3 separate regions of the Homo sapiens genome follow, and all the other regions are linked to region 3. A link is an interaction called in ENCODE POLR2A ChIA-PET data of the cell type or tissue named here. Cell type or tissue: CD4-positive, alpha-beta T cell. All regions are shown on one strand. Links, peaks and the distances in the headings refer to the core of each region. The heading gives the core; the rest is flanking DNA.

Evidence for each region. ChIA-PET counts read pairs that join two places held together with the same protein. Peaks named below come from ENCODE experiments on the same cell type or tissue, not always from the same donor. Only the 100,000 strongest peaks of a DNase experiment are listed, where the experiment ranks them.
Region 1: POLR2A ChIA-PET joins it to region 3 with 12 read pairs; 5 of 35 experiments call an interaction of 5 or more read pairs at or near these places.
Region 2: POLR2A ChIA-PET joins it to region 3 with 101 read pairs; 25 of 35 experiments call an interaction of 5 or more read pairs at or near these places.

Annotation. Positions count from the first base shown.
Region 1 is chr6:31,091,457-31,098,846 of GRCh38, reverse strand. No RefSeq gene overlaps it. Among named protein-coding and RNA genes, the nearest start is that of C6orf15, 17 kb to the left of the region's middle. In CD4-positive, alpha-beta T cell, for the core only: no CTCF peak of the experiment used is centred there; DNase peaks (open chromatin) are centred at 1,176 and 4,186; H3K27ac peaks cover 1,304 bases.
Region 2 is chr6:31,363,494-31,370,883 of GRCh38, reverse strand. It overlaps the pseudogene DHFRP2 and the pseudogene RNU6-283P. Among named protein-coding and RNA genes, the nearest start is that of HLA-B, 10 kb to the right of the region's middle. In CD4-positive, alpha-beta T cell, for the core only: CTCF peaks have their summits at 3,593 and 3,799 (motif pointing right); a DNase peak (open chromatin) is centred at 3,813; H3K4me3 peaks cover 785 bases.
Region 3 is chr6:31,194,203-31,201,259 of GRCh38, reverse strand. HCG27 (HLA complex group 27) reads right to left here and starts at 3,500. Exons shown (of 2, transcript NR_026791.1): 1 at 3,378-3,500. RefSeq lists enhancers at 871-1,753, 1,754-2,637, 4,775-5,657. In CD4-positive, alpha-beta T cell, for the core only: a CTCF peak has its summit at 4,161; DNase peaks (open chromatin) are centred at 2,289, 3,259 and 4,079; H3K4me3 peaks cover 3,529 bases; H3K27ac peaks cover 3,677 bases.

The sequences.
Region 1 (7,390 bases), core at 1,161-6,160, 100 kb after region 3:
GTTGTTTGGCTATTATGAATAATGCTGCTATGAACATTTGTGAACAAGTTCTTGTGTAGACATAGATTTTCATTTTTCTGGGCTATAAACCTAGAAGTAGGATTGCTGAGTCATACAGTAACTCCATGTTCAACCTTTGGAGGAATGGTCAGACTATTTTCCAAAGTGCTGTACCATTTCACTGTCCAACAGCTGTGCATGAGAGTGCCAATTTTTCCACACCCTTGCCAACACTTATTATCTCTCTTTTTACTATAGCCAGCCTAGTGGGTGTGAAATTATATCTCACTGAGGAATATAACTGCTTTTAGTTAGGTACACATCTTTTACATAAATTTTAGAATTTTGCGGGCCAAGCACGGTGGCTCACACCTGTAATCCCAGCACTTTGGTAGGCTGAGGAGAATGGATCACCTGAGGTCAGGAGTTCAAGACCAGTCCGGCCAACATGGCAAAACCCTGTCTCTACTGAAAAAACAAAAATTAGCCGGGCGTGGTGGCACATGCCTGTAATCCCAGCTAGTCGGAAGGTTGAGGCATGAGAATCGCTTGAACCCAGGAGGCGGAGGTTGCAGTGAGCCGAGATCACTCCATTGCACTCCAACCTGGGTGACAGAGCGAGACTTCGTATCAAAAAACAAAAACAAAAAAACAAACAAGAATCTCACAACATATTTTCTCCCCCTAATATAACACACTTCAATAATCTCTTGACCATTATTACATAATGAATTTTTCTCTCATTATGATATACTGACTTGATCTGTTAGCAGTATTAAATCTTATGCATATCTTATTTGTATTTTATTATAACTAGTAGGGCAATTTAAATATTCAATATTCTAGAAGATGAAGAATTGGGTTGACTTGGTTAGCTCTTCTTTTTAGTGATATTTTTGGTTAATTTATTGTCTTGGTACCTACTATTGAAACTCCCTTCTCTTTCATTATTGCCTCTGACATCATCTCATGTCAGACGTTCTTATTTCTGCTAACATTCATATTTACAGCAGGGCTGTTACTGGCGGTGAATCCGTAGGTGTCTGCAGCAACCTCAATTCTTACCTCCTCAGAAGAAAGAATTTGACTGAGGGGCATAAGGCAGGAGACAACGAGGCAAGTTTTAGAGCAGGAGTGAAAGTTTATTAAAAGGCTTTAGAGCAGGAAGGAAAGTACATTTGGAAGAGGGCCAAGTGGACGACTTTAGAGATCAAGTATGTGGTTTGATCTTTTGACTTGGGTCTTTTTTTGTTTGTTTTTTGTTTTTTTTTTTTTTGAGATGGAGTCTCTCCCTGTCACCCAGGCTGGAGTACAGTGGTGCAATCTTGGCTCACTGCAACCTCCGCCTCCCGGGTTCAAGCGATTCTCCTGCCTCAGCCTCCCAAGTAGCTGGGATTACAGGTGTGCACCACCAAGCCTGGCTAATTTTTGTATTTTTAGTAGAGACGGGGTTTCACCATGTTGGCCAGGCTGATCTCAAACTCCTAATCTCAGGTGATCTGCCCACCTTGGCCTCCCAAAGTGCTGGGATTACAGGTGTGCCACTGCACCCGGCCTGACTTGAGGTTTTATACATTGCATGCTTCGGGGGTCTTGGTGTTCCTTCTCCCTTGATTCTTCCCTTGGGCTGGGCTGTCCATATGTGCAGTGGTCTGCTAGCCCTTGGAAAGGGCGGCATGCACAGTGTGTTTACTGGAGTTGTACGCATGCTCACTTGAGGCGTTCTTCCCTTGCCAGTCTAAAATTCGTAGAGGAAGGACATACACCAGTTAAACTCCACAGTTTTGCCTCTTAGTGAGCATGCTTGAGTCCACTCGCCCAACTCCTGAGATCTTATCAGGAAGCTGCTGATCACCAGTTTCAGGTTTTTTCTATCTATTGGGATCTGCCTGTCCCTGGCGCCAGCTGCTACCAGTTATTATTTTAGAGAAACAGTTAATAACCGCCTGGCCATCACCTGATGCTCGCCTGGCATTCCTGGTGGGTGTGTGTGGTAGGAAGCCCTCTCCTGCTCTGCTCGTGCCTGACTAGCTGCCTACTATAACAGGGCTACTTGGCTTTCTCAGCATTCTCTGTGGGTTTTCTGCTTACACAGACAAAAGCAAGCACCTATCTTTGCTTTATAAACAGACACATAATTAATAGAAGAGACAAAATGAATAGTTCCCTTTTTATTAAAATAAAATTTTAAAACTCAATTCTTCTCTATTACAGTCATCTTTTGTGCCCTTTATGTGAATTTTTATCTGTTATTATCGTGATTTCATGGCCTGCCACAGATTCAATTTACTTCAATTAACCATAATTATCATTCCTCCTCCCATCTTCTTTCTTTCATGCCCGACTGTCAACTTGAACAATGGGAGCTCTTTGAAATTGGCTCCTTTGTCTTTTTAAGCACTGTCCTTGACTTACTTTCCTTCCTTCCTTCCCTCCTTCCTTCCTTCTTTCCTTCCTTCCTTCTCTCTCTCTCTCTTTCTTTCTTTTCTTTCTTTTTTGCGACAGGGTCTCACTGTTGCCCAGATTGGAGTGGCACAGTCACAGCTCACTGCAGTCTTGACCTTCCCAGCATCAGATGATCCTCCCATTTCAGCCTCCCACATAGCTGGGACTACAGGCATGCATCACCATGCCCAGCTACTTTTTGTATTTTTTGTAGAGATGGGGTTTCGCCACGTTGCCCAGGCTGGTCTTGAACCCCTCTGCTCAAGTGATCTGTCCGTCTTGGCCTCCCAAAGTGCTGGGATTACAGGCATGAGCCACGTGCCCAGCCTGTCCTTCACATTCTTGAAGTCATCCTTGCTCTATGGCAACAACAGAACATTCAAGTCCTGTCCTGATTCTTTCCTTCTCTGAGACATGGAATCAGTTGTCACCTAAGCCTTGCATTCTAAGGGGTCCTAGTTTCTATAAATGAAAAACAGTATTTGAAACCAAAGGCTAGGTCCTGGGGTTCCACATGACAGCTAGTGACAAAACTACTACCTCCTCTGTTGGCCACTTTTTTGTTTGTTTGTTTGTTAGTTTGAGACAGAGTCTTGCTGTGTTGCCAGGCTGGAGTGCAGTGGTGCCATCTTGGCTTAGTGCAACCTCAACCTCCCAGGCTCAAGCAATCCTCCCACCTCAGCCTCCCAAGTAGCTAGGACTACAAGTGCACCACCATGCCTGGCTAATTTTTTTTTTTTTTTTTTTAAATAGAGACAGGGTTTCACCATGTTGCCCAGGCTGGTCTCAAACTCCTGGGCTGAAGCCATCTGCCCATCTCAGCCTCCCAAAATGCTGGGATTACAAGTGTGATCCACTGTGCCTGGCCCATAGTTGGCCACTTTTTAAGATAGACGTTAATGTCAAATTTGCTAACTTAACATGCTGTTTGTTGTATCCTACTTGCATTAGAGAGAGCAGGGTAGACTCATCATGAAAACTTTCCACATCACTGAGAGACAATGAAGGGACCATACCCAGGTTTATGCAGGAATGAAGTGAAGGAATATGTGGAAGTTAAAGTCAGTGTGGGGAAGGCTGGAGAGTGTGAATTGGGCAACACTCCACGTAAGGTGAGGTCAGCTGGGAAACCAGTCCACTGTAGAGATTTTGAAGTCATAAGTTTGAGATAAGGTGAAGTGCTCAGTGATTTTTCCACCTGTTATTTTCACCTAACAAAGACCTGTTTGAGCTATAGTCATTCAGGATGTGACCATGTGTCCCCCACCCCCAAAAGATACGCTGAAATCTTAATCCCTGGTACCTCAGAATGTGATCTGATTAGGAAATAGGGTCTTTATAGAGGTCATCAAGTTAAAATGAGGTCATTAGGGTGAGCCTTAATCCAATAGAATTTGAGTGGAGCCTGGAGCATCTGCAGGACCCAAGAAAGTGACCACAGAGAGGGGCCAAGGGGTGGGGGTGCTGGTGCTGACACTGCAGAGCCTTCTAGGCCTTCTTAGGGATTTGGCATTTTACCTGTATCTGAAGAACAAGGGTTGCACTGATGGCAAGCCAAGATGCATTGTGTTTGCTAGGGGCTGCCAAGTTGCCAAGAGAGGAAATGACTCTGCAGATGGTTCTGCAGGGCCTGGCACAGGGCGAGTTTCCTGCATGAGGGAGGTGCTTTTATTTAATTGTTAAATTTGTTTCCTGTTTATGCCCTTCTTTCTCATATGGGGATGTTCATGGCCTCCTGCCTGGGTGGTGACAGCACTCTCCTAACTGGCCTCATACCCACAGGCTCTGCGTCCTCCAGCCCATCCTATAAGTCAGTTCATCAGACCTCTACCCTGCTCAGGTACTGGCTGGGTGCAGAGCCTGCAGCTTGCACAGAAGGTCGTTCCTGTGCAGCTGACTGCCCCTCCAGGCTCTGTCTGTCTCTTGTCCTCACCCTCACCCCTGCTCCTGCTCTCTGCTGGGCAGACACCACTGGTGGAACTCATGAACATTTGCAGAACTAATGACTGAAGGCACCAGGGCCCTGGCAGCCACCCCACCCTGCATGCAACTGGAGCTCTTCACCACTCTGCACTTTGGTTCTGTGATTTGCCCACCTCCTCTTTCTCTGCCTGTTAAATGGAACATTCATTTGCTACATTCCAGTTCCAGAAGCTTTTAACAAAACCCAGGGAATCCTAGAAGGGTACAGTAAGAGGAATGGAAAGAGGAAAGAAGTTAAAATGTATTTGGTGGCCAGACGCAGTGGCTCATGGCTGTAATCCCAGCACTTTGGGAGGCCGAGGCGGGCGGATCACTTGAGATCAGGAATTCAAGACCAGCCTGGTCAATATGGCAAAACCCCATCTCTACTAAAAATATAAAAATTAGCTGGGCGTAGTGGCGGGCAACTGTAATCCTAGCTACTCGGAAAGCTGAGGCACGAGAATCACTTGAACCCCAGAGGCAGAGGTTGCAGTGAGCTGAGATCGCACTACTGCACTCCAGCCTGGGTGACAGAGTGAGACTCCAATTCCAAAAATAAATAAATAAATAAATAAATAAATAAATGTGTTTGGTTCAGGGGAAAGACTAAAGCTACTGAATAACCTTTGATGTTAAATAAAATTATAACTTTAAATAGATGTAAGGGAAATCATGAATTAGACTAGAACTAAAGATGCATGTTTTAAACTACTGGAAGGGCTGAAACAACAACATAGAGAGCAACCCTTTCGGTGAAAATCAGGGGAAAAAATAGTACTCAGAAAAAATAAAGTAATATAGACATAAAAGCTTATCTCTTTTTTAAACAGAGTATTCGTGTTCCATGAAACTGCTGGTGATAATTTTTAAAAAGTGTATTCATGGAGAAAGTTCTGATGAGATATTATTTCGGCGGTTATTCCTTGGTGGTAGAAGCTTTTCAGGACTTTTCAACTTTGTACTTTGTACTTTTACAAAGACCTGTATAGTACTGGGTTTATAATAAAAACAAAACAAACACAAAAGCCCATTCATCTGCAAACAACTCATTGTTCAAGTCTTTCCTGACCCTCCCACTGAACTCCCAGGCTGATGGTGACTTTCTCATGACATTGAAGGACATTGAATAATTATAACTACTGTAACTAATGGGCCCAGCACTAAGCTCTCTAAGCCTCATCTTCCTTATCTGTAAAGTGGGGATAGTCAGAGTTCCCATGTGATAGGCTTGTTGAGATGACTCAACCAAATATTTGTATACGAAATTCTTAGCATCGTGTCTGGCACGATAAGAACTCAATAACAATTTGCTGTTGTTACCATTATTATTATAATTTATTTTATGTTATTTTTTGAGTGACAGAGTGTCACTCTGTCCCCCAGGCTGGAGTGCAGTGGCACGATCTTGGCTGACTGCAACCTCCACCTGCTGGCTTCAAAGGATTCTCCTGCCTTAGCCTCCTGAGTAGCTGGGAATACGCCCCCGGCTAATTTTTTTTTTTTTTTTTTTTTTGAGACTCGCTCTGTCACCTAGTCTAGAGTGCAGTGGTGCGATCTCGGCTCACTGCAACATACGCCTCCCAAGTTCAAGCGATTCTCCTGCCTCAGACTCCTGCATAGCTGGGATTACAGGCACCCGCCATCATGCCCAACTAATTTTTGTATTTTTGGTAGAGATGGGGTTTCACCATGCTGGCCAGGCTGGTCTTGAACTCCTGACTTCAGGTGATCAGCCCACCTCAGCCTCCCAAAATGTTGGGATTACAGGTGTAAGCCACCGTGCCCAGCCTAATTTTTGTATTTTTAGAAGAGACGGGGGTCTCACCATGTTGACCAGGCTGGTCTAGAACTCCTGATCTCAGGTGATCTGACCACCTTGGCCTCCAAAAGTGCTAGGATTACAGGTGTGAGCCACTGCACCCAGCCTCTAACTTACTTTAATTCCAAACATCCTTCCAAGGTAGGCATTATGAGCTTTATAAATGATGAAAATATGGCTCAGAGAGGTTAAGTAATTTGCCTAAAGTCACACAGCTAGTAAAGGGTTTCCTAGGACATTACATGAAAGTTAATCACCTACGAATGAAAGTTGTGGGGAGTCTGTGCACAGTGAATGAGAGGCACTAACTGGAAAAGACACTGTAGATGGTGCTAAGGAAATTGGGGAGTAAATAAATCCAATCAAAGGGAGCCAAGGGGAAGTATGCATGGATAAAGACTAGACCTAAGGAAGCAAAAATCAAATCCATGGTACTAGGCGCCAACTGAAGAAAGAATGTGGATGCAGAAGAGGGTGGCCTTTATGGAATCTAGAAAAGCGGGGCTCAAGGGACAAGAATCATGAGCTGTTTAGTCATTGTTCCCTGCAGGGGAACATGAAGACAGGTATGTTCTGGCCATGAGTATTCTGTTGTAACCTATTTTAATTTTATTTTCTTAATTTTCTTTAATAGAGACAGGGTCTGGTATGTTACCCAGGCTGATCTCCTGGGCTCAAGTGATTCTCCCACCTCAGCCTCCCTAAGAGATTGCAGGCATGAGCCACCACGCCCAGCCATAACCTACTTTTAATCAGCAGCTTCAAAATGGCTGTGACATCAAGTGTATAATAACACTGAACTCACAGTCATGCTCTACATATCAAAAGATGGGTGGAGAGAGACTTCTTCTGTCAGTTTGATGGAAGAATATGTGTGCCGTCTGTTTCATGTACACTAGAATTCATCCCTGAATTAAGCCAGACCAGTGGCACGGACACACAGCATGGGACTGCACTGATCTGACTGATTCTGCCGGAACATGGTGCCACCAGCTGTAACAGGAACACCGAAGAAATGAATAAATCCTATGAAAACTTGTATTTATGGTAGTGGTGTGGTTGAGACGTTGTTCACTTTATCACACCCCTTCTGGTCAAGGGAGACCAGAAGAAAACTGCTTCCTGGTCTCAGGGAAAGGATTAGTTGTGTTACTATTGCGG
Region 2 (7,390 bases), core at 1,221-6,220, 170 kb before region 3:
TCAATGAGAATAGCACTGAATCTATAAATTACTTCGGGCAGTATGACCGTTTTCACAATATTGATTCTTTCTATCCCTGAGCATGGAGTGTTTTTCCATTTGTCTGTGTCCTCTCTGAGTTACTTAAGAAGCGGTTTGTAGTTCTCCTTGAAGAGATCCTTCAATTCCCTTGTGAGCTGTATTCCTAGGCATCTTATTCTGTTTGTAGCAATTGTGAATAGAAGTTTATTCACGATTTGACTCTGCTTGTCTATTGTTGGTGTATAGGAATGCTTATGGCTTCTGCACACTGATTTTGTACCCTGAGACTTAACTGAAGTTGCCTTTCAGCTTAAGAAGCTTTTCAGCCGAAACAATAGGGTTTTCTAGATATAGGATCATGTCACTTGCAAACAAAGACAATTTGACTTCCTCTCTTCCTATTTGAATATCCTTTCTTTCTCTTACCTGATTGTCCTGGCCAGAACTTCCAATACTATGTTGAACAGGAATAGTGAGAGAAGGCATCCTCGCCTTGTGCTGGTGTTAAAGGGGGATGCTTCCAGCTTTTGCCCATTCAGTATGATATTGGTTGTGGGTTTGTCATAGATGACTTTTATTATTTTGAGGTATGTTCCTTCAATACCTAGTTTATTGAGAGTTTAAAAATATGGAATGCTTCATGAATTTGCATGTCACCCTTGTGCAGGGGCCGTGCTGATCTTCTCTGTATCATTCCTATTTTAATATATGTGCTGCCAAAGCGAGTACTGATCACAAGTTCTTAGAAGTGGAGATAACTGAAGAAATGTGGGTGAGATGGAGTGTTGAATTTCATCTGCAGTAATTTCTGCATCTAATAAAATGTCATTATCTCCGTCTTTTATTCTTTAATTAAGTGGTAAAATGCATTACAGATTTGAAGTTTAAATATTCTTGTATTCTGGGGATGAATAACCTGGGCAGGATATTTAATTTATTTATAGCTCATTGGTGGACACAATCTAGTATTATTTTTCTCAGTATTTTTACCTCTAATTGCTTAGAAGTGATTATCTTATCATGCTTTTCTCTTATGTATTCCCTAGCTGGCTTTAGAATCAATGTTATTTATACATAAACAATAATGAGTTTACTGGCTTTCTCTATGTTTCCTCATTCTCTTGAATATTACGTATAAGTTCAGTAACCTTCTTCAAAGTTTTGGTAGAACTTATGTGTAAAACAGTCTGGATATGCCTGAACGGAAAAAAAGTTTTACAACTGTTTTAACTTCTTTACTTGTAGTAAGTTCTCCCCATTGCCATAATCTTGTTCATAGTCTCAAAATTATTTAAACCTCTACTATATCTTTAGTGGCATATTTATCTATCATAATGTTATTTTATTCTTAATTACCACTGCCTGTTTTATTTCTCCGTCAAAAAAACAGCTGCTTTTGGTGGGCTGGGCCCTCAGCAGTGGCAGCTGCCAGCTCAGCCTTGGTGAGTGGCGACGCAATTGCTGTGCCCATGTAGTGTCCATCACAGCCACCATGGCCACTTTGTGCAGGGACTCCATGAGCAAGGCCTGTGTGGCTGAGTGGCATCGTCCATCAAGCCATCTCACCCACCTGGTTACAGGGAGCCCCATCCCCTTAAAGACCCTCTGGTAGGCATCCACACACAACCACTATCGTCACACACTCGGCCTATAGCAAGAGGTCTATGCGTACCTCTCTCCTCTACCTCCCAGTTTTCCAACTCTATTTTCCTCGTTTGTGACTGGCCAGCCAAGCCATGAGCGACTGCCCATGACTCGTTCATTCATGCGCTATTGGACATCATTTCACACCCCCCACCTCCTATGGGTTTGTTTGGGTTTGATCCCTAGTTCCTGGCTCGAGAGCCATTTCCAAAGCTGTTCTGGTGTCAGCTCCCAAACCTACTGCTCTTGTTGTAGATTTTCCTCTTTATATGTATTTGTTTCCTGGAATTAAAAACAATTGCACTAATTTTTTCAATCCAGCATTTCCAAGGATGTGCAGTAGGAGCGATTCTTCTTAGCGTAGATAGAATTGCTTCAAAACATCAGCAAAGTATATTTGAGTGAAGGACAGCATGCGTGGAGAAAGAAGGACAATCCACAAGTGGGCAGTGGAGTTTCACATAGTGAACACTCAGGTAAACAACACCCACATCAAAGTACACCAATCACAGCCTCCCAGAAACATCACTGGATCTTACTCAGTCACAAACCACCCTCCCCAACCCTAGAGTAGCCACTCCTGATTTCTAACACAGATAAGTTCTGCCAGTTCCAGTTGAATGGCATTATACAGTCACCATCATGCTCCTGGGTCTCATCATCCTGCTGTGTGTGGTCATAGCCTATTCACTCCCATGGCTGTCCAATGCTCCACTTTATAAATAGCTCACATTTCTTGTCCCTTTGCTGTTGATAGACAATTGTGTTATATCCAGATTTTACAAATCGTGATGCTATGAATAATATTTTCATATATTTTGGCACACACATACATGCATTTCTATTGGTTGATAACTAAGACTGCTATTGCTGGGTCATAGGTGAGTAGATGCTTGGCTTAGTCTCTCAAAAAGCAAGTTTCTAGTAGTAAACAAACAGTACAGGAGGGTGAATCTCTTACTTAGAAATTATTCAGATAATAAATGAGGAAGGAATGAGAGACTGAGACTATAATAACTCTTTTGCAACCCATCAAGAATTAACAGATTTAACCATTGAACAGCAATGGCGATTAACAACACAATAAAAAAAACTAATGTGAGGTTCTTCCTCTTGATGGAAGAACACAATACAGCACCATCAAACAAATACAAGTGAGAAAGAAATCAAGCCTGAATAGAAGCTAACCTCCATAGCCAATTACCAATTTAGAGGCAATACAGATAATAAAAACACATATTCAAACAATGGCTTGGGGAGCAATCAGCAAAATGCACACTATGGGAAGTTCTACCACACAATATAAATTTCAAGAAAGAATCTATAGAATAAAAGAGAACAAAAGCATATTTCTAAAGGTAAAACTAAATCATAGTTTTGGATGATAAAAATATAAAATAGAACAAAGAAGTTATGATCGTAAAAGTCAGGATGTATTTTTATTTGGGGGAGGAAAGAGTTTATTGCTGAGCTGGGGCAAATGATGGGGCTTCTGGTTTGCTCCGCAAACGTCTATCCTTGGTGGTTAATGGGTGTTTACTTTTTATTAAAGGACACAAATTTTAGACCTTCTTTTTTTCCTTTTGGAGTCCTAGATTTTATTTTATGACACAAAGGCTAATGAAAAAATAATTTATAGAGTATGGTTACTGTTTTGCACGAAGCCCCCTCCCCATCTTCCCTCTGAGCACCCAGGACAACCAGCAGCCCCAGGACCCCCAGAAGGGGTGACCTCACTTCTAGGTGTGCATGCAGCTCACATCACCAGAGGCAATATGCAGGTCTACTCCTGGACTCCTGGAAGAACCTGATAGGACACAGCTGAAGGGAAGCCTTCCCTGCCATCTGCAGGCTCTTGGCCATCAGTGTAGAGGGAGCGGGTCCTCACCTCTCCACAGGCGCCTTCACGGCCAGAGCCTCCTCTCTGCATGGGGAGTAAGGCCTGGCCCTTCCCCTGAACACGGTGACATGGATCTCGCCAAAGGTGGAGATAACACCATTCCTCCCCCACCAACCTCACGCTTCTTTTGCTTTACAGGAAGATTGACGCAGGCTGGTGTCCAGTGAAGAAATGCGTGGTGCGTAGGAAGGAGAGGTGGATCTCAGGGCTGTGCGTGATCTGCAAAGGAAGCGCATCGACCACCAGGTGGCGCTGCTGCGCTGCTTCTGCTCCCTGGAGGTGGATGCCCAGGACGAGCTTTGAGGTGGAGAGAGGGATGTCATGGCTCATCCTCCAGTTTCCAAGTAAAAACCTTCCGGCCAATCTTGGCCGCGCGTCCTGGTGTAGCGAGCGGGCTTGGAGGAGCTCACCGCTGCTGTCATGGTTCGTTTGCTAAACTGCATCGTCGCTGTGTCTCAGAACATGGGCATCGGCAAGAACGGGGACCTGCCCTGACCGCCGCTCAGGAATGAATTTAGGTATTTCCAGAGAATGACACAATCTCTTCAGTAGAAGGTAAACAGAATCTGGTGATTTTGTGTAGGAAGACCTGGTTCTCCATTCCTGGGAAGAATCGACCTTCAAAGGATAGAATTAATTTAGTTCTCAGCAGAGAACTCAAGGAACCTCCACAACGAGCTCATTTTCTTGCCAGAAGTCTGGTTGAGATCTTAAAACTTACTTAACAACCAGAATTAGCAAATAGAGTAGACATGATTTGGATAGTTGGTGGCAGTTCTGTTTATAAGGAAGCCATGAGTCGCCCAGGCCATCTTAAACTATTTGTGACAAAGATCATGCAGGACTTTGAAAGTGACACGTTTTTTCCAGAAATTGATTTGGAGAAATATAAAATTCTGCCAGAATATCCAGGCGTTCTCTCGGATGTATTAAGTACAAATTTCAAGTATATGAGAAGAATGATTAATATGAAGGTGTTTTCTGGTTTATTTTAAGTTGTTCCCCCTCCCTCTGAAAAAAAGTTTATATTTTTACATTAGAAAAAAAGACTTTTGTTGACTTTAGATCTTTGGATAATTATTTCTAAGCAACATGTTTTTACTCCCCACTAATCTTGACTATATCAGATACCACTTATGAAATATTCTTGCTATAATTAAGTGCCTCTCCAAGACCCTGACTGAGTCCCCAGCACCTGCTACAGTGAGCTGCCATTCCACACCCATCGCATATGGGACTCTTGCCAGTCCTTGACATTGTCGGGCTTTTCAAATGTTGGTAGTATTTCTTAAAGATGAAGATGCACATACCCTCCAACTGAGAAGTTTCACTAGTGGGAAATACCGAAAGCTCCTTACGTGTATACCCAGAGGTTTGCACGCAAATGTTGCAGCCTTGTTTGTAACAGTGAAAAATTGAAAACAACCTGGAAGTCCAGTGATGGGAAAATGAATATATTTCTGTCTTTTGGGGAACCCAAAGCAGGTTCCAAGACTGCAATTTCAGTGAAAGCAGTTTATTTTCTAGGTCTTACCAGAAATCATCAATTGAGGTACGGAGAAATGGAACTGAGAAGGTAAGAAAACCAGTTTAAAGCCAGTGAGCAGGTTCTCACTGGTAACAAACTCCATACTGCTGAGATACAGGGAAACGGAGGGGAGAAAGCTGGCATATTGATCCCCCACTCCTTGGTTGTCAGCTCCCTGTCCTGTGTGTGGGCAGAATGTACTCCAGCTGCTCTATAGCAAGTCCCAGGTGTTTGCAGTAAGAAGCTGCTGGCATGCATGTGAACAGTGAATGGCAAACACTTAAAGCAATTTCATGTTTAAGTATATAAGCTCTTCATATCTTTTTTTTTTTTTTGACAGAGTTTCGCTCTTGTTACCCTGACGGAGTGCAATGGCACAACTTCAGCTCACTGCAACCTCTGACTTCCCAGGTTCAAATGATTCTCCTGCCTCAGGCTCCCATGTAGCTGGGACTACAGGCACGTGCCACGACGCCTGGCTAATTTTGTGTTTTTGGTGAAGACGGGGTTTCACAATGTTGGTCAGGCTGGTCTCAAACTCCTGACCTAAAGTGATCCGCCTGCCTCGGCCTCCCAAAGTGCTGGGATTATAGGCTTGAGCCACCCCAGATCTTTATTCTTTTTATGTAGTAAAAAGTATAAAGCCACGCATGGTTTATTTGAAATATTTTATGTTTTAAAAAAATACAGAAGCAGGAAAACCAATTCTAAGTTCAAGTGAGGGATGATGGTAGTTTGAACCAAAGGGTTGCATGTAGTAAGAAACTGTGATTTAAGATATATTTTAAAGTCAGAAGTAGCAGGATATTCTGATGGAGTTTGCCCTGGGTTTGGGCCCACTGAGTTTGAGATGCCTTTGAGAAATGAAGAAAGTAGAGAGAGAATAAAAGAAAAACTGGCCAGGCACAGTGGCTCATGCCTGTAATACAGTGGCTCAGCATTTTGGGAGGCAGAGACAGGCAGATACCTTGAGATCAGCTTGGGCAACATGGTGAAGCCCCATCTCTACAAAAAATACAAAAGTTAGCTGGGCATTGTGGCGCACACCTGTAGTCCCATCTACTCAGGGAGCTGAGATGGAAGGATCAATTGAGCCTGCGAGTTCGAGGCTGCAGTGAGTTGTGATTGTGCCACTGCACTCCAGCCTGGGTGACAGAAGAGACCTTGTCTCGAAAAAGAAGCTGAAAACAATGGAACCATGCCTTCAGAATTCCAGAAAGAAAGTTATTTTCAACGAATAAATCTATATTCAGCCAAATAATCAAGGGTGAAGGTAAAATAATACATTTTTAGGCAAGCAAAGACTCAGGGGTTACCTCCATGTATCTTTTGTTGGGAAACTATTGGAGAAAATACTCCAGCAAAATGAAGGAGTAGACAAACCAGAGAATGACATGGATCCAGCAAATAGGATCCAACACAGGAAATATTCCAGCTATGGAGCTGGCTTTAAAAAGAAACAGTAAAAATATTAATAGGTTAGCTGGGTGGAATGGCCCATGCCTGTAGTTCCAGCTACTCAGGAGGCTAAGCAAAGAGGTTGGCTTGAGCCCAAGATTTCCAGACCAGCCTGGCCACCATAGTAAGATTCCCTTCTCTTAAAAATAATAATAGGTTATGGCCAGATTTGGGGCATTTGGAAAGTAGTTCATTGAAGATAAAGCAAAAGTTAAAAAAAAAAAACAAGGGGGAAGGGTGGTTAGGCAATCATTAATTCTAGGGCAGAAGGAAGCACAAGGCAGGAAGCAAGAGCATAATACTCTGTTTTTCTCAACAATGAGCAATATGTACATACTCATAATGATGTGGTGACTACTTAGCCCCTAAATCTGGTAACTACTTTGGGACAATATGGGGGGAAAAGTGAAGGTAGTGATGGTGTAAGAGCTAAATCCTCATCTGTCATATCAAGAAATTACTATAGAATGTATAAAATAATCAAGAAATGACTAAGTAGTTATGTGAGAAAAAAATAGAAGACATTGCTAAAAGAGTTAAAAGTCATTGCTCTGGAGAATTAGGAGGGATGGGGCAGGGGACTGTTAGGATGCATTATAAACTGAAGAGGCTTTTTAAAATTACATGTATTAATATATGCACCCACTTGAAAAACTAAAAAAATAATAATTTGGAAAAACCCATGAAGGTAACTACCAGGAGGAAAAACTAAGAGAATGAAAAGTGTTTGCCTCTCGAGAGAACAACTGGCAGGACTGTTGTTTTCATTGTAAGACTTTTGGAGCCATTTGATTTTACTTAACCATTTTCATGTATTCCTTTAATAAAAACAACTCTAT
Region 3 (7,057 bases), core at 941-5,940:
CAGCACCAACTGCAGCCCTGTGCAGGAGCCTCTTGAATGTGTTGGACCAGCTGGGCTCCAGATGATGGTGGCCCAGCCCATGTTGTATGGAGCGGAAGAGCTGCCCAGCTGAGCCCAATCAGCCCACAGAATGAGAGATAATATAAAGGTTGTTTATAATATATATATACATATATATATATTTTGGGGGGGATGGAGTCTCACTCTGTCACCCAGGCTGGAGTGCAGTGGCACAATCTTGGCTCACTGCAACCTCCACGTTCTGGTTTCAAGCGATTCTCCTGCCTCAGCCTCCCAAGCAGCTGGGATTACAGGCACCTACCACCACGCCCAGCTAATTTTTGTATTTTTAGTAGAAACAGGGTTTCATCATGCTGGCCAGGCTGGTCTCGAACTCTTGACCTTGTGATCTGCCCACCTCAGCCTCCCAAAGTGCTGGAATTACAGGCGTGAGCCACCATGCCCGGCGTTTGTATGCGTTAAGATTATTTTTTGCTCAGCAATCAATTGCTGGAACACATCCATATAATTCACTACTGTTACTATATTTTTCTTTATTGTCTTTCAGATTGTAAGCATCAGGGAGCAGGTGTTAGTCTCTTTTGATTAAATGATCACCAGGCCTAGAAAAATGCCTGGCACAGAAGCACTTACTAAATATTTGTTAAATGGATGAATAAACTATGTGACCAGAATTCCTTAATACTGGGTCCGAGACTAGAAAGTGGGAGTTACTGGTTTGGTTTTGGCACTTGTTTAGTCAGCTTGTGCTGCCATAACAAAACACCACAGATGGATTGGTTAACAACAGACATTTCTTTCTCACAATTCTGGACCCTGGAAATCTGAGGTTAGGGAACCAGCAGATTCAGTTCCTGGTGAGGGCCCTCTTCCTGCCTGGCAGACAGCTGCCTTCTTGCCATATCCTCACGTGGTGAAGAGAGTGGGAGCTCCAGTCTCTTCTTTTTCTTAAAAGGACACTAATCCCATCATGGGGGCCCCAACCTCTCAACCTCTTCTGAATCTAATCACTTCCCAAGATGGCCACCAGTCTCAAGGAGTTTACTGTCACAGTGGGAGCAAAGATGCTACAGCAGGTTGTAAAATTAGGTGTCATCCCAGTCAGTGGGGAGAGGACAGGTAATTCAGGGAAGGGGACCTGGATAGAGCTCACCCATAGGATATGGCAGGTCCCAGAACTCTACTGAAATCAAGTCTGGATAAAAGTCAATAATATTCTTCTGACCGAATTCCTTTCAGTCTTCCTGAGGGATGGGCAGGCTCATTCCAGAATAAAGAAGATGCCTGGGGTAAAGAAGACTAGTCTCCAAGGGCACTGGCCCAGGACACCTAGGTTCTACTGGTCACCAACGCCCACCCAGATCTCTCCTGGGTGGAGCCTTGTTCCAAGCCTCTCACAGCCCTTGCCTGCATTCCCATGGTGCTCACCATGGATAACAGGGCCACAGCCAGCCTCAGAGCCAGACTGTTAAGTGAAACCACTGATCCTTGCTGAATTACTTCTTTGAGGCTGAGATAAACTTCACATTTCAGCCTCATTAATAAGATTAATTGTAAATCCAAATGGCCTGCAAATCTATAAACAGTCGCTCAGTTGATTAGCCAGAACATTGAGGACTGTTAATGATACAGGAAAAGGCCCATTTTGGAGGTGAGAAGCTGAGGAGCCTGAAACTGTTTCCATTGTTTATGAAAGTAATCTGACAATTATGAATGAAAATACCCACCACCCCCCGACCCAGCAATCCAAGGTGGGAAATATCTTTTTTTTTTTTGAGACGGAGTTTTGCTCTTGTCCCCCAGGCTGGAGTGCAGTGATGCAATCTCAGCTCACTGCAACCTCCATCTCCCAAGTTCAAGTGATTCTCCTGCCTCAGCCTCCCAAGTAACTGAGATTACAGGCGTGTGCCACCATGCCAGGGTAATTTTTGTATTTTTAGTAGAAACGAGGTTTCACCATGTTGACCAGGCTGGTTTCGAACTCCTGACCTCAAGTGATCCGCCCACCTCAGCCTCCCAAATGCTGAGATTACAGGTGTGAGCCCAAACTCCTACTTTTAAATCACTGCATAATAGTCCATAGTCCATTGAATGGAGTATAGCAATAAACACTGTTACATATTCTGAACCTCAACTCCCTCCCTCCCTCCCTTCCTCTCTCTCTCTCTTCTTTCTTTCTTATTTTTTGACACAGGGCCTCACTCTGTCACCCAGGCGGAGTGCAGTTGTGGGTTAATCATGGCTCACTGCAGCCGCGACCTCCCCAGGCTCAGGTGATCCTCCCACCTCAGCTTCCGGAGTAGCTGGGACTACAGGCATGAGCCACCTCACCCGGCTAATTTTTTGTATTTCTGGTGGAGAAGGGGTTTCACCATTTTGCCCAGGCTGGTCTTAAACTCCTAGGCTCAAACCATCTGCCTGCCTCACCCTCCCAAAGTGCTAGGATTACAGGTGAGCCACCACACCCAGCCAACTGCCTTTATTTCTGTAAGAGATATTTCCCGGCCAGGCGCGGTGGCTTACACCTGTAATCCCAGCACTTTGGGAGGCCGAGGCGGGTGGATCACCTAAGGTCAGGAGTTCGAGACTAGCCTGGACAACATGGCAAAACCCCGTCTCTACTAAAAATATAAAAATCAGCCGGGCGTGGTGGGGGGTGCCTGTAATCGCAGCTACTTGGGAGGCTGAGGCAGGAAGAATTGCTTGAACCCGGGGGGGTGGGGGTTGCAGTGAGCCCAGATGGCGCCACTGCACTCCAGTCTGGGTGACAGACCAAGACTGTCTCAAAAAAAATAAAATACATAAATAAATAACAATAATAATATGTAAGATTTGTCCCACGGCATTTTGAGGTGATGGCAGGCAGAAATAAAGCCAGTCCCACCCTTTCTGGGCTAGGGAAAGCTGAGATGGTCTTCGGCTCCGGGTGAGTCACTCCCCAGGGTCCAGGCCTGGCTGCCCGTTCCCCTCCCCCTCCAACCCACCTACAGCCCCTTCTGCTCTGCCCCATCAACTACATTTTCTCCCTCAGCACTCGCCTTAGATTCCTGGACCCACAGCACAGAGGCGACCTCCTCCTTGCAGACTTTAGGCGCCACTGCGGGGTCCGGAAAAAAAAGAGAAACGGCCCAGCGCTGTCACTTACATAACCCAGGGCGGGGCTGCGCTCGGCGACCGCAAGCGTTTTGAATTCTGCGCCCCAGAGTTCACTGCGAGGACTGGGATCACCCGTCACCCCGCCCTGGTCTACGGAAAATGACAAGTGTTTACTGATATAGAAACGGAATAACGGCGCTGTGGGCTGGGGTGGGCGGAGCTGCCTTCAGGCTTCTGGTCTCCAGCGGCGGGGAACTCACACCTGCCGCTGTGAAAATGCAGACCCGCGGGGCAGTAATTCCGAGTCCAGCCTGGGGCGCGATCTGGAATCTTGACTCGCTTGAAACACCACGACGGATTCGGAGACAGGTGAGTAGAGAAATGAGCCTCAGCCCCTCCCACGGGCCGCCCACGGATTCCAGGATCCGGAAACTCTTCCTGCTGCTGCGTCACCCCAGGAAGGCAGCGCCCGCCTCTGGGCAGTTCTGATGGAAACTGGCTTCGCCGCCCAGAGGAAAACCCACAACTAAGGGGCCAAGAAAAAGCCTCCATGGTCCCGCCCTTTCAGTGAGGATCCTAATTTATACCCCGAGTGTGGCCCCCATCAAAGTCTGCAGTGACAGCCGAGCGCGGTGGCTCACGTCTGTAATCCCGGCACTTTGGGAGACCATGGCGGGCGGATCACTTGAGGTCAGGAGTTCGAGACCAGCTTGGCCAACATGGTGAAGCCCCTTCTCTACTAGAAATACAAAAATTAGCCGGGTGTGGTCGTAGGCGCCTGTAGTCCCAGCTACTCGGAGGCTGAGGCAGAAAAATGGCTTGAACGCGGGAGGCGGAGCTTGCAGGGAGCCGAGATCGCGCCACTGCACTCCAGCCTGGGCGACAGAGACTCCATCTCACACACACACAAAAAATGTAGAGTGACGTTCACTGAAATGATACTAGACCAGCGGGAGGGACCCAGAGCGCTGCGGTTCACAGAATGCGGTGACAGCGCCGCCTCGCGTCCTTTACTTCAACTGCCCCAGGCAGACGTGGTCACGTGTGTTGGCCTGGAGGCTGGAATACACCGGGGTCAAATGCAGAGTGGAGAAAGGAGGGAAGGATGGGAGGACGTGTTGAAGAAAGACAGTAAGAGCTAGCGCTATGGTTCATATCTGTAAAACTAGAGTTTTCGGAGGCGAGGCAGGAGGATCGTGTGAGACCAGGAGTTTGAGGTCGCAGTGAGCCGTGATCACACCACTGCACTCCAGCCTGGACGACAGAGTGAGACCCTGCTTTTATATACTTTTCATATTTTCTGTAATTAAGCAAGTTTTGTGTCCGGAATTGGTGGGTTCTTGATCTCACTGACTTCAAGAATGAAACTGTGGACCCTCGCGGTGAGTGTTACAGCTCTTAAGGTGGCGCGTCTGGAGTTTGTTCCTTCTGATGTTCGGACGTGTCCGGAGTTTTTTCCTTCTGGTGGGTTCGTGGTCTCGCTGGCTCAGGAGTGAAGCTACAGAGCTTTGCGGTCAGTGTTATAGCTCTTAAGGCGGCACGTCTGGAGTTGTTTGTTTCTCCCGGTGGGCTTTTGGTCTTGCTGGCTTCAGGAGTGAAGCTGTAGACCTTCACAGTGAGTGTTACAGCTCATAAAAGCACTATGGACCCAAAGAGTGAGCAGTAGCAAGATTTATTGCAGAGCAAAAGAACAAAGCTTTAGCAGTGTGGAAGAGAACCCGACTGGGTTGCCACTGCTGGCTCGGGCAGCCTGCTTTTATTCTCTTATCTGGCCCCACCCACATCCTGCTGATTGGTAGAGCCGAGTGGTCTGTTTTGACAGGGTGCTGATTGGTGCGTTTGCAATCCCTGAGCTAGACACAAAGGTTCTCCAAGTCCCCATCAGATTAGTTAGATACACAGTATGGACACAAAGGTTCTCCAAGGCCCCACCAGAGCAGCTAGATACAGAGTGTAGATTGGTGCATTCACAAACCTTGAGCTAAACACAGGGTGCTGATTGGTGTGTTTACAAACCTTGAGCTAGATACAGAGTGCCGATTGGTGTATTTACAATCCCTGAGCTAGACATAAAGGTTCTCCAAGGCCCCACCAGAGCAGCTAGATAGAGTGTGGATTGGTGCACTCACAAACCCTGAGCTAGGCACAAGGTGCTGATTGGTGTGTTTACAATCCCTGAGCTAGACATAAAGACTCTCCACGTCCCCACCAGACTCAGGAGCCCAGCTGGCTTCACTTAGTGGATCCCGCACCGGGGCTGCAGGTGGAGCTGCCTACCAGTCCCGCACGGTGCGCTTGCATTCCTCAGCCCTTGGGTGGTCGATGGGACTGGGCGCCGTGGAGCAGGGGGTGGTGCTCGTCGAGGAGGCTCGGGCCGCACAGGAGCCCTTGGAGTGGGTGGGAGGCTTAGGCATGGCGGGCTGCAGGTCCCCAGCCCTGCCCCGCGGGAAGGCAGCTAAGGCTCGGTGAGAAATCGAGCGCAGCGCTGGTGGGCTGGCACTGCTGGGGGACCCAGTACACCCTCCGCAGCTGCTGGCCCGGGTGCTAAGTCCCTCATTGCCAGGGGCCAGCAGGGCTGGCCGGCTGCTCCGAGTGCGGGGCCCGCCAAGCCCACGCCCACCCGGAACTCCAGCTGGCCGGCAAGCGCGGCACACAGCCCCGGTTCCCGCTCGCGCCTCTCCCTCCACACCTCCCCGCAAGCTGAAGGAGAGGGCTCCGGCCTTGGCCAGCCCAGAAAGGGGCTCCCACAGTGCAGCGGTGGGCTGAAGGGCTCCTCAAGTGCCGCCAAAGTAGGAGCCCAGGCAGAGGAGGCGGGGAGAGCAAGCGAGGGCTGTGAGGACTGCCAGCACGCTGTCACCTCTCGGTTTTACTTTATTTTAGGATAAAATATCTATTGTGAATTTTAAAAACATGTAAAATAAAATTTTAATTAAAAAGCCTAAATGTTCTTTTCCTATTTATCCTGAAGGAAATTCCTGTTGATGGCGCATTTAGGAACTTATTTATCCCCTGAAGACCTGAGCCCTGCACATATCAAAACTGTACATTCCTTGTGGAGCAGTCTTCTCTTTTGAAATGTAGACACTATTTCCCTAATCTTCAAGCCAGCCATTGTCACTCCTAGTGACACTTCCATTGGATAAGCTCCTTACTCTCACTGAAATTGGCCTCAGAGTTGCAGCCAAGCATTGGGAGCCATGGCAGAAGTCATTGTGGGGTTTGCACCTGGCTGATGTGGAAGGTAGTCCTGAAAGGTAGTGTGTGACTAAGTGGGCTCTGGAGGGCAGGGATGTGCCTGGTGAGAGGAGAACAAGACAGATAGGAAGGTTCCAAAAGAAAACTTCAGGGGTCCCTGTGCCCAACATCGGGATTTAGAAAATCTTCTCCCAGCCACTTTTGACCTGCTTTCATTCCGCTTTCCTGTCTACCAGGCCATTGCAGGCAGTTCCTTCATTGAATAAATATTTATCAAATACCTACCACGTGCCAGGCATTGTGTTTAAGGAGCTGGGGCTGAGGTAAGAGGAACCAAACCCCCCTTGCGCTCAAGGTTGTCCCAGTCTTGCTCAGGCAGAGATCAGTCAGGAAATTGTAACACTAATGGTTGGCAGGACATGTACACATGCTTTGCAAACTCACAAGTAGACCATCTTCTCTGACCTAGGAGTCACAGAAAGTTCACAAAAGAGACAATGTTCAAGCTATGTTTTGAGGTGTAAGTAGGAGCCCAACAGGCACCTGGGACAAGAGAGCATTGCTCAGAATCCAGAACATGAATTTCTTTCCCTGGGCCAGGCCAAGAATCAGACTAAGCTGACTGAGGAGCCAGATGCTTCCTGGCAAGAAAGGGTGTCCCACATCTGACTATTCCAAAATCACAGCTACTCAATGTTGAGACTTAAGACAGACAGAAAAAGAGAAAGGCCTGATTCGAAAAGCA